Regions from separate parts of the Homo sapiens genome. Here region 2 is linked to region 1. Evidence: read pairs that join two places in POLR2A ChIA-PET (ENCODE). Cell type or tissue: A673. All regions are shown on one strand. Each heading gives the region's core, and the rest is flanking DNA. Links, peaks and the distances in the headings are about the cores only.

The links. ChIA-PET counts read pairs that join two places held together with the same protein. Peaks named below come from ENCODE experiments on the same cell type or tissue, not always from the same donor. Only the 100,000 strongest peaks of a DNase experiment are listed, where the experiment ranks them.
Region 2: POLR2A ChIA-PET joins it to region 1 with 10 read pairs; 2 of 35 experiments call an interaction of 5 or more read pairs at or near these places.

What each region holds. Positions count from the first base shown.
Region 1 is chr5:128,823,851-128,829,242 of GRCh38, reverse strand. The region is part of intron 4 of LOC105379168 (a long non-coding RNA gene); the gene reads right to left. Among named protein-coding and RNA genes, the nearest start is that of SLC27A6, 140 kb to the left of the region's middle. In A673, for the core only: no CTCF peak of the experiment used is centred there; no DNase peak of the experiment used is centred there.
Region 2 is chr5:128,658,211-128,663,602 of GRCh38, reverse strand. LOC105379167 (a long non-coding RNA gene) reads left to right here and starts at 4,427. Exons shown (of 3, transcript XR_948768.3): 1 at 4,427-4,504. LOC105379168 (a long non-coding RNA gene) reads right to left here and starts at 1,746. Exons shown (of 7, transcript XR_001742460.1): 1 at 875-1,746. In A673, for the core only: no CTCF peak of the experiment used is centred there; no DNase peak of the experiment used is centred there.

The DNA of each region.
Region 1 (5,392 bases), core at 126-5,125:
GTAGCTGGGATTACAGGCGCCTGCCACCATGCCTGACTATTTTTTTTTTTTTTTTTTTTGTATTTTTAGTAGAGACGGGGTTTTGCTATGTTGGCCAGGCTGGTCTCCAACTCCTGACCTCAGGTGATCCGCCCGCCTCAGCCTCCCAAAGTGCTGGGATTACAGACATAGCCACCATGTTTTTCTTTCTTGATGTCAAAACTCATATGATTAATTCAGTGTTTCTTTTTTATTAGTTTGCTAGGAAATTCAGATCCAAATTTGCAGCTCACCTGTAATGAGCATACAGCATGCATTCTGTGTATTAAACTCAATTTTGTTTCCCTGTCCTTATTTTCTGTTCAATTTCCATTCAATTTCTACCTAATTTCCTCTCCAAGTTCTTATTTATTTGCTTTATCCTATTGTTTGATTCTTTGTAATCATATTGTTTGGAACAGGCAAGGTGGAAATGCATTTTAAAGTGAGATTGTATTCCAAAAAGCACTATGTTATTTTTGGATCTTATATATTGAGAATGTAGGTGGAGCCTTGAGTGACACAGAGCCCTTTAGGATATAAGCAGGTGTTCTGTAAGATAAATTGGAGAACTTCCCTTTCTAGTGACTTGTTTTTTGGCCCAAGTATTTAAGATGCTCCATATGCTGGACAAAAATCGTCTTCCAAAAGAAAAAAAAAAACCATAAAAGTTACTTTTTGGACATTCAAGGAGGTGAAAGAAAAATCCAGACTGCTTTGAAGGAGGCTTCCTGCACTGCCTGCAGTGCAGAAGGGTATAAACACAACCCCAGATGCCAGATGTTTTAGCATAGCAATGTGAAGAAATACTCTCCTTTCTTTATTTACACTTTACAGCAAATATTTTACAAAGAGAAAGCAAAGAATGTTGATGTTCCACCAGTAAAGCTTCAAGCATAACAAGGTCCCAAAGGCCAAAATATTAGCCTTCCCTAAAGTGTCCTTTAGTGTGTAGTGATAAACATCAGGCATTCTATTTTCTAGTATTCAGAAACGATGATTATTAGGAAGAAAGAAAAGCTTGCAACACTGATCAATTTCTCTTTTTTTCAATGTTGCCAGGATGTAATTACAGTTGTCATCATTGTTTTGTGTGTGTGTTTTATTTTAACCAGGGGAAAGAATTTGTAAGTTTACATACACACAAACACACACACACACACACACACACACGGGGGAAGGGAGAAGGTAACCACTTTTCCTGCTAGCCAATTGCTTAAACTTTCTTTGAATGGCATTTTTTGATTATAGAATCACTTTCCAATCTAGCCATATACTTGATGATGAGAAAATACTCTTAGTGGCGATCTCACTGTTCTGAAAACTAACACATTTAAAGGAATTTCCTTCTTTTTTTTTTTTTTTTTAAGATGGAGTTTCCCTCTTGCTGCCCAGGCTGGAGTGCAGCGGCTGATCTCAGCTCACTGCAACCTCTACCTCCTGGGTTCAAGCGATTCTCCTGCGTAGCTGGGATTACAGGTGCCCACCACCACGCCCAGCTATTTTTTTGTATTTTTAGGAGAGATGGGGTTTCGCCATGTTGGGCAGGCTGGTCTCAAACTGAACTCGGGTGATCTGCCTGCCTTGGCCTCCCAAAGTTCTGGGATTACAGACATAAGCCACCTCGCCCGGCCAGCAATTTCTTAAAAGTGGCCATTTGGATATTGTTACCAACCTAACGTTCTTATTTCTTACTTTAGTTAGTAAATCAAAAGAAGAGACAGTAAATCATACACTTAATAAAACATCAAAGACAGACCCTGCTGGGAGTGACTACCAGTACCAATTCTATCATATCTGTCAGGAAAGGCCTGATGCCTGGATAGGAAACTCAAATAGGCTGGGGAGAGACTGAGAGAAGGAGGGGACTTCATAAATCACACCACAGTGATTTATCCCAACATGCTCTCAGCAAGCAAGGGAAGTTGATACAAGTATATTCTACACACAGTTCACAGCAAAGATGGTTATATTATTTTGTCCTTTAGAATGGAAGATCGTATTAAATTAAATTTCAGAGACCCTGCAGCCCATTACACTTAAAGAATTGCCTTTTTTCTTCCTAAAGCAAAATTTAGGGAATTCGGTTCAATAAAAGACCAAGGAAAAAGTAAGGCGCTAGAATCTTGCCAACCACCTTATCAAACCAGGACCTTTGAATAAAAGATCAAAGAAATTGAGCATTCACAGGAATCTTCCCTAATCCAAACAGATGGAAAGATTAGAAGAGATCCTAAATTACACCAAAGTTTTGTCACTGCCCTCCAGGTGAGAAGATAATCTCGATCTTATCTAATGAATAATGAAGGGCATAGCAGGAGACTGGGGTCCTGACCTCCTGAAAGATTACAGAAATATGTAACAGGCCTAATAAGAAGTCTCATATGGAGAACTAAAGCTAATGAAAACAATTGGAACCAAGAGGAAGTTAGAATGCACTTTTGAGATTATTGGAATATTGACTTTACATTTTTTGGAGGGGTAAATATGACCATATAGCAAACTGAGATTAACCTTTTTCTATTTCTGACTTTTTCGGTATGTCTTTGAAATTTTGTGTGCTTCTAGATGAACACATCATGTTATACTGTCTTTTATGCATGAATCTGCTATTATTGAAGCAGCCTACCATCATTAGGAATGAACACCTTCCCCTGTCTTCTTAACTATCACTTACCCCCATAACTCACTACTGTTCCTTCCAAAATCATGCCTTTGCAAGCTGGCAAGCCAAGTATGACTTAGCTAAACATGCACTAAAGCGGTTAACAGACCCAAATGGGATCAAACCCAGCATCTTGGCTTTATTCCACCAGATGCTAAGAAACACATTAAGACACCATATGGTGGATGAATACATAACCACAGGATTGCATTTAGCATCTTTACATTTTTATTTAGTTTTTGATTTAGAGGTTAGACAGTCCTTGTTTCAACACCATTAAGTTTAGGGTGAGATTACAGTAATAACTAAATTTAATGAACCTTTAAATAGCATAGTAATCAATTTGCACCAAGTTCAAATATCAGGGGTTACTGACTTTGCCTATGACAATGTCTTTAGTATCACCTCCTAAATAACATCAAACAAGGGGGAAGAAAACATGAATTCTAAATCTGATTCCACAGTTATTTTACTTTGTACAATGGCTGGTTCCTTCTGGGTCTACTGCCAGCACTGTGTCATGGACTTTAAATGACTCATCTCCTTTAATTGTCATAACAGCAGTCCTATGAGGTAGATATTATTATTTTCATTTTACAAATGTGGAAATGAGGCAGAGATATGAAGTAACTCACCCGAAATCATGCAACTAGGAAGTAGCCCAAACTCTTACCCACTGTACTCATTGGCTTTGATTAATTCATCTATGCCATCCACACCTCTATTCTCCAAATATTTATTCCCCATGAATGTTCATAGTTTAATTAATGAGCAATTAGCTTAGCAATTGGCACAATAATTATGTTACCATTCATTAACATTTTATTCAACAAATTTTTTTTGAACAAAAACATTTGTTCAAAAAAAATTTTTTTTGCATAGTCATCTCATCTAATTGGGCCAAAGTGCATTCTAAATAGACAATTTGTGCCAATGCATTCCAAGACATTTATCCTCTGCTGAATTGCTATGTTTTTGAACTATTTGTTTGATATTTTTTGAAAGTCCTGTTATTTTGCTGGAAAAAATAGACAACATTCAACGTTTATTCTTCAATGCTTTCTACATTTAGGAAAAAATGATTTATAGTGCATAATATATTCCTGTAAGTTATCCCTGACCTTTCTTAACTCATTTACTCTTTATAATGTGAATACATGTCTCCCAGTGAGCTATTTTTTTCCCTCATGGTCAGGAATTTTGGGAATAGGAATAAGTCAACTCTCTATCTCCTGCATGGATAAGTATTTACCTTTCTTTGCTTTTCTTGCTGGCAAAAGCTTCTATCTGTATTGTTTTTATCTTGATCAAACTTTTAACATTTTCTGAACTCTATTTACTTTCCTGCTAATTATCACAACTGGAGTGAATTTCCTTTTTTTAATACTAAATTAAAATGTCTACAGTTGCTTGACATAAAGGAGCATAACGCTTATATGGTAGGTATGCATTTTAGAATTGCATTTTTGCAGTTTGTGTTTAAAATTTGCTGGACAATATTGATTATTTCATTTTAAATTGGCAAATAAAATTGTACTATTGATTATGTACAATATGATGTTTTGAAGTATACATATATTGTAGAATAAAATTGCTCATTTTTTAGTTATGTTTCTTTGTGGATAATCCCATGGATTTATTCTTCAGGTGATTAATTAACCAATTAATTTTAATAAGGATCTAATTTTTATTTAAATTTAAATTTAAAGTAAGTTTTGCATGATAGCAATTGTTTCTATCATATTTTGGAGTTATATAAAAAAGCAAACAGAAACGGGTCCATTATTCTAGACTATGAAAAATATACCAGTGGTAATGGGTAATAGTGAGGTATTGGGAATAACTTTTTTAACTCTTACTTCTTTATTCTAAATTTCCTTAGAAAACATAACTATTTTGTAACAGATTAACTTTATACTGGGAAATGTATCCTTTTTAAGAAGAGATTTGGACATTTTGTTTTTATCTAGTGCTTCCCATCATATTGGCCTTATGCGATGCAGAAACACATACTCAGAGGTCCTTTATGCAATCCCTCTCTGCCACTGAGACCTTTCTTACCAAGCGCTTGTGTTACCAGAAAGGGTTCCCGATCCAGACCCATGGATAGAGTTCTTAGATCTCGCACAAGAAAGAATTCAGGGCGAGTCTGCTGTGCAAAGTGAAAGCCAGTTTATTAAGAAAGTAAAAGAATAAAAGAATGGCCACTCCATAGACAGAGCAGCCCTGAGGGCTGCTGGTTGCCTATTTTTATGGTTATTTTTTGATGATATGCTAAACAAGGGGTGGATTATTCATGCCTCCCCTTTTTAGACAATATTGGGTAACTTCCTGACATTGTACCATGGCATTTGTAAACTGTCATGGAGCCAGTGGGAGTGTAGTAGTGAGGACAACCAGAGGTCACTCTCATCGCCATTTTGATTTTGGTGGGTTTTGGCTGGCTCCTTTACTGGAACCTGTTTTATCAGCAAGGTCTTTATGACCTGCATTTTGTGCTGACCTCCTATCTCATCCTGTGACTTAGAATGCCTTAACCGTCTAGGAACACAGCCCAGTAGGTTTCAGCCTCATTTTACCCAGCTCCTATTTAAGATGGAGTTGCTCTGGCTCACACACCTCTGACACTTGTTCAGCCTAAGAGGCCATTGTTTAGAGATGGCTGCAGCAGAGGTGAAGCTCACAGAGCCGGCAGTGTTGACATTCTTG
Region 2 (5,392 bases), core at 157-5,156, 170 kb after region 1:
CATTTACAGTAGAAAGATATACTCAAGAGATTGGGTTGTCATAAGGGAGAGAAACCTTAATCCAGACCATTTATTGTAAAAGCGTATACAAATTGTATTAATATGTAGATGTTCTCTGGAAAAAATAAAATACTTCTCTCATTCATCCTTGCTGATTCCCTATAGATGATAAAGAGACTGCCTTTATCTACATTTTAGAAAGCTGAATTTAAAAGAGTTGATTCGACTTCTACATTTTTTAGTAATATCTTCTGGCAAAAATTTTATTTACATATATCCAGGAATATCCTTATAAATATGTGAAATTGTACATATGATGTAAATTAAAATTTCATTGAAGTCTCTCTACATAAAAATTTATTAAGTTTAATACCTAGAAAATATGTTAAAATTATGCTGAGTCAGTGACATTAAAAAAGAAATTGTGACTATCTTTGTTGATTAAAAGGAAGGTACTCCAAGAAAGGTAACACATTTTAAATTTTGTTATCATTTACATTTATTCAAAAATATATCGTATCACCTCCCTCCTTAACATCTTGCTGAGATCAGACCACTAAGGAAGGAAGTGTGAGGGAAGATGAAAGGGTGATAATTTTATATAATTTTAAGTTTCTAGATAGAAGTGTTTGAAGATGTGCCTCTGAGAGCAGCCTAAACTCCCTGACACCCAGAGAAGTTTGGGGAAAATAAGTATGCAAAGCAAATAAACCATGCAAAATAAATAAACTATGCATAGTAAGCCAAAGGGAAGTTTCACAATCTTGACAATGATAATCCCTGGATACAGCATGTATCGTTATTATACCTTTGCTTTCTCTACTCTGCCTGTACCACTACCACTATCCGATGGCTTATGGAATGCTGGACCCACCATCATGAAATACCACACAGCATAGGATCAGACCAGGAGAGCATCTGTCCACTGCACAGTAAGGGAGGTACCAAAGTAAGCCCATGACTATGGGATCCTCTGGGTGTGTCCTTTAAGAAAGGAAAAGAATAGTAAATCTAATTAAAATTCTTGACCAACAAAGGGTATTAAGAACAGAATTTAGAATGCATCATCCTATATATCTAAGGACCAAGTTGTACAAATATTTGTATGGTCATGTGATTTCATTTCCTTTGGTGAAATACCTAAGAATGGAATTGCTGAGTCCTTTGGTAAGTGTTTAACTATATAAAAACTAGATTACAAAAACTACCAAACTGTTTTCCAAAGGTGTTGCACAGTTTTGCACTCCCACTAAAAATATACGAGTTCCAGGCACTCCATGTACTAGCAAAATTTTTGTGTTGTCAGTTTATATAATTTTAACCATTCTAGTGGATGTATAGTGTCATCTCACTAAGGTTTAAATATGCATTTTTCTAATGACCAATTAATGACATTGGGTATCTTTTCATATGCTTATTGGGCTTTATATATCTTCTTTTAAAAATACCTATACAAATCTTTTGCCAAGATTTAAATATGGTATTTGTCTTCATATTATTGAGAGAGGGGAATTCATTACATGTTCTGCATACTAATACTTGAGTCAAATATATGTATGGTAAAGTTTGCCTTTTCATTCTTTATACTGTCTTTAGAATGACAGAACTATTATTAATTGTGTTGATAACTAATTTACCAATATTTTTCTTTTGTGGTTTGTGCTTTTAATATCCCTTAAAGAAATCTTTGTCTAATCCTATGTATTGATCCCCTTTCATAATGCTGTAAAGAACTGCCCAAGACTGGGTAATTTATAAAAGAAAGAGGTTTAATTGACTCACAGTTCTGCATGTCTGTGGAAGCCTCAGGAAATTTACAGTCATGGCAGAAGGGGAAGCAAACACCTTCTTCACAAGGTGGCAGGAAGGAGAAGTACTGAGCAAAGGTGGAAGAGCCCCTTATAAAACCATCAGATCTCCTGAGAACTCACTCACTATCATGATAACAGCATGGGGAAACCAGCCCTATTATTCAATTACCTTTATTTGGTGTTCCCCTTGACACATGGGGATTATGGAGATTATGGGCATTACAATTCAAGATGAGATTTGGGTGGGGAAACAAACCCTAACCATATCACCTTCACTATGATTCACTTACCTTCACCTCATCTCTCCCTTGACACATGGGGATTATGGGGATTATAAGGATTACAATTCAAGATGTGATTTTGTTGGGGACACAGCCAAACCATATCATTCTGTTCTTGGTCCCTACAAAATCTCATGTTGCTTTCACTCTTCGAAGCAAGTCATGCCTTCCCAATAGTCCCCCAAAGTCTTAATTTATTCCAGCTTTAACCCAAAAGTCCAAGTCCAAAGTCTAATCTGAGACAAGGCAGGTCCCTTCTGCCTGGGAGCCTGTAAAATCAAAAGCGAGTTAATTACTTTCTAGATACAATGGGCGTACAGGTATTGGGCAAATACACCATTCCAAATGGGATAAATTGGCCAAAATGAAGGGGCTAAAGGCCCCATGCAACTCTGAAATCCAGAGGGGCAGTCAAATCTTAAAGCTCGGAAATGATCTCCTTTAATTCTATGTCTCACATCCAGGTCACACTGATTCAAGAGCTGGGTTCCCATGGTCTTGGGCAGCTCTGTCCTGTGGCTTTGCAGGGTATAGCCTCCCTCCCGGCTGCTTTCGCATATTGGTGTTGAGTGTCGGCAGCTTTTCCAGGCACATGGTGCAAGCTGTTGGTGGATCTACAATTCTGGGGTCTGGAGGATGGTATCCCTCTTCTCAAAGCTCCTCTAGGCAGTGCCCCAGTGGGGACTCTGTGTGGGGGCTTCGACCCCACATTTCACTTCCTTACTGCCCTAGCAGAGGTTCTCCATGAGGACCTCACCCCTGCAGCAAACTCCTGCCTGGACATCCAGGCATTTCCATACATCCTCTGAAATCTAGGTAGAGGTTCCCAAACCTCAGTTCTTGACTTCTGTGCACCCACAGGCCCAACACCACGTGGAAACCAACAAGGACTAGGGCTTTCACCCTTTGAAGCAATGGCCTGAGCTGTATGTTGGCCCCTTTTAGCCATGGCTGGGATACAGGGCACCAAGTCCCAAGATTGCATAAAGCAGCAAGGCCCTGGGCCCAGCCCAGGAAACCATTTTTTCTTCCTAGCCCTCTGGGCCTATGATGGGATGGGCTGCCATGCAGACCTCTGATAGGCCCTGGAGACATTTTTCCTATTGTCTTGGTGACTAACATTTGGTTCCTTTTTACTCATGCAAATTTCTGCAGCCAGCTTGGGTTTCTTCTCAGAAAATGGGTTTTTCTTTTCTATCCCATCATCAGGCTGCAAATTTTCTGAACTTCTATGTTCTGCTTCCCTACTAAACATAAGTTCCAATTCCAAACCACCTCTTCGTGAATGCATAAAACTGAATGCTTTAAATAGCACCCAAGTCACATCTTGCATGCTTTGGGGCTTAGAAATTTCTTCTGCCAGATACCCTAAATTATCTTTCTTTAGTTCAAAGTTCCACAGATCTCTAGGGCAAGGGCAAAATGCTGCCAGTCTATTTGCTAAAGTATAGCAAGAGTCAACTTTATTCCAGTTCCCAAAAAGTTCCTCATCTCCATCTGAGACCACCTCATCCTGGACTTCATTGTCCGTTTCACTATCAGCATTTTGGTCAAAGCCAGTCAACAAGTCTGTAGGAAGATCCAAATTTTCCCACATCTTTCTATGTTCTTCTGAGCCCTGGAAACTATTCCAACCTCTTCCTGTTACCCAGTTCCAAAGTTGCTTCCACATTTTCAGGTATCTTTATAGCAGCACCCCTCTCTCTGAGGTACCAATTTACTGTATTAGTCCATTTTCATACTGCTATAAAGAACTGCCTGAGACTGGGTAACTTATAAAAGAAAGAGGTTTAACTGATTCACAGTTTAGCATGGCTGGGGAAGACTCAGGAAATGTACAGCCATAGTGGAAGGTGAACAGGAAGCAAGGCACCTTCTTCGTAAGGCAGCAGGAAGGAGAAGTGCTGAACAAAGGAGGAAGAGCCCCTTATAAAACCATCAGATCTCGTGAGAACTCACTCATTGTCATGATAACAGCATAGGGGAAACCAACCCTACTATTCCAATACCCCCACTTGGTGTTCCCCTTGACATGTGGGGATTATGGAGATTATGGGCATTACAATTCAGGATGAGATTTGGGTGGGGAAACACACCCTAACCATATCATCTTAACTATGAATTTTTTTTATACTTCTCTTAAAAGTTTGGCAGTTTAGCTTTTATATTGCTCTAATTATCTATTGCTGCATAACAAAATGTACCACAATTTAGAAGCTTAAAACAACAACCATGTTTATTTGGCTCATAAATCTGCATTTAAGCTGAGTTTGGTAAGCACTGCTTGTCTTTGTTCTACTCAATGGCAGTTAGGGCACCTGGAATGGCAGTTAGGGCAACTGGAAGGCTGGGAGCTGAAATCACCTGAAGTCTCATTCACTCACATGTCTGATGGTTGATATTGTCTATCAGGTGGGATCATAGCTGGTGTTGTCAGGCAGAACACTTACCTGTGGCCTCACCATGTGGCCTGGTCTTTTTTATAATACGATACCATGGCTGAGTTCAAACTTCTTGAGGGAAAGAGCCAGAAACAAAATGTCATACATCATATGACCTAGCCTCAAATGTCATGGTATCACCTATAGTCTCTTGGAGTGAGTTGCTAAGGCTGGTCATATTCAAGACTGGCCCATATTCAAAAAGGCTCTGCATTTTGAAATGTGGTTAAATCTGAGCAGATGTGTTTAAAACCACTACATACTTTTAAATATATGATCCATTTTGAGTAATTTTTTAGTATGGTGTTAGGTAAGAATTACAAGTAATTATTTTTCCAAAAGGAATATTCCATTTCAGCACCATTAGTTGAAATAAATACTGTTTTCCTCTTTGAATTACATTAGAATCTTGTTCTACAAAAATTAAATAACCACATATGGGTGGGTCTCTTTTTGACATTATTCTTTCATTCTATTGATTTATATGACTATCCTAACACCAATACTATTTTTTTTGATAACTACAGTTTTATAATAAGTCTTGAAATCATGTAGTGTAAGTCCTCCAACTCTGTCCTTATTTTCAAAATTGTTTTGGCTATTCCAGTTATGTTTATATATAAAGTTTAGACTCATATTGTCAATTTCTATTTTTTAATTCTATTCTAGTTATATTTACATATAAATTTTAGAATCATATTGTCAATTTCTATTTTTTAAAAATTCTACTGGGATTTTGATCAGATTTGGATAAAATCTATTGATCAATTTGAAGATAACTGACATTTTAACAATATTGAGATTTCCAATTCATGAACACAGTGTGTTGCTACATATATTTAAGTATTTCCCTAGGGAT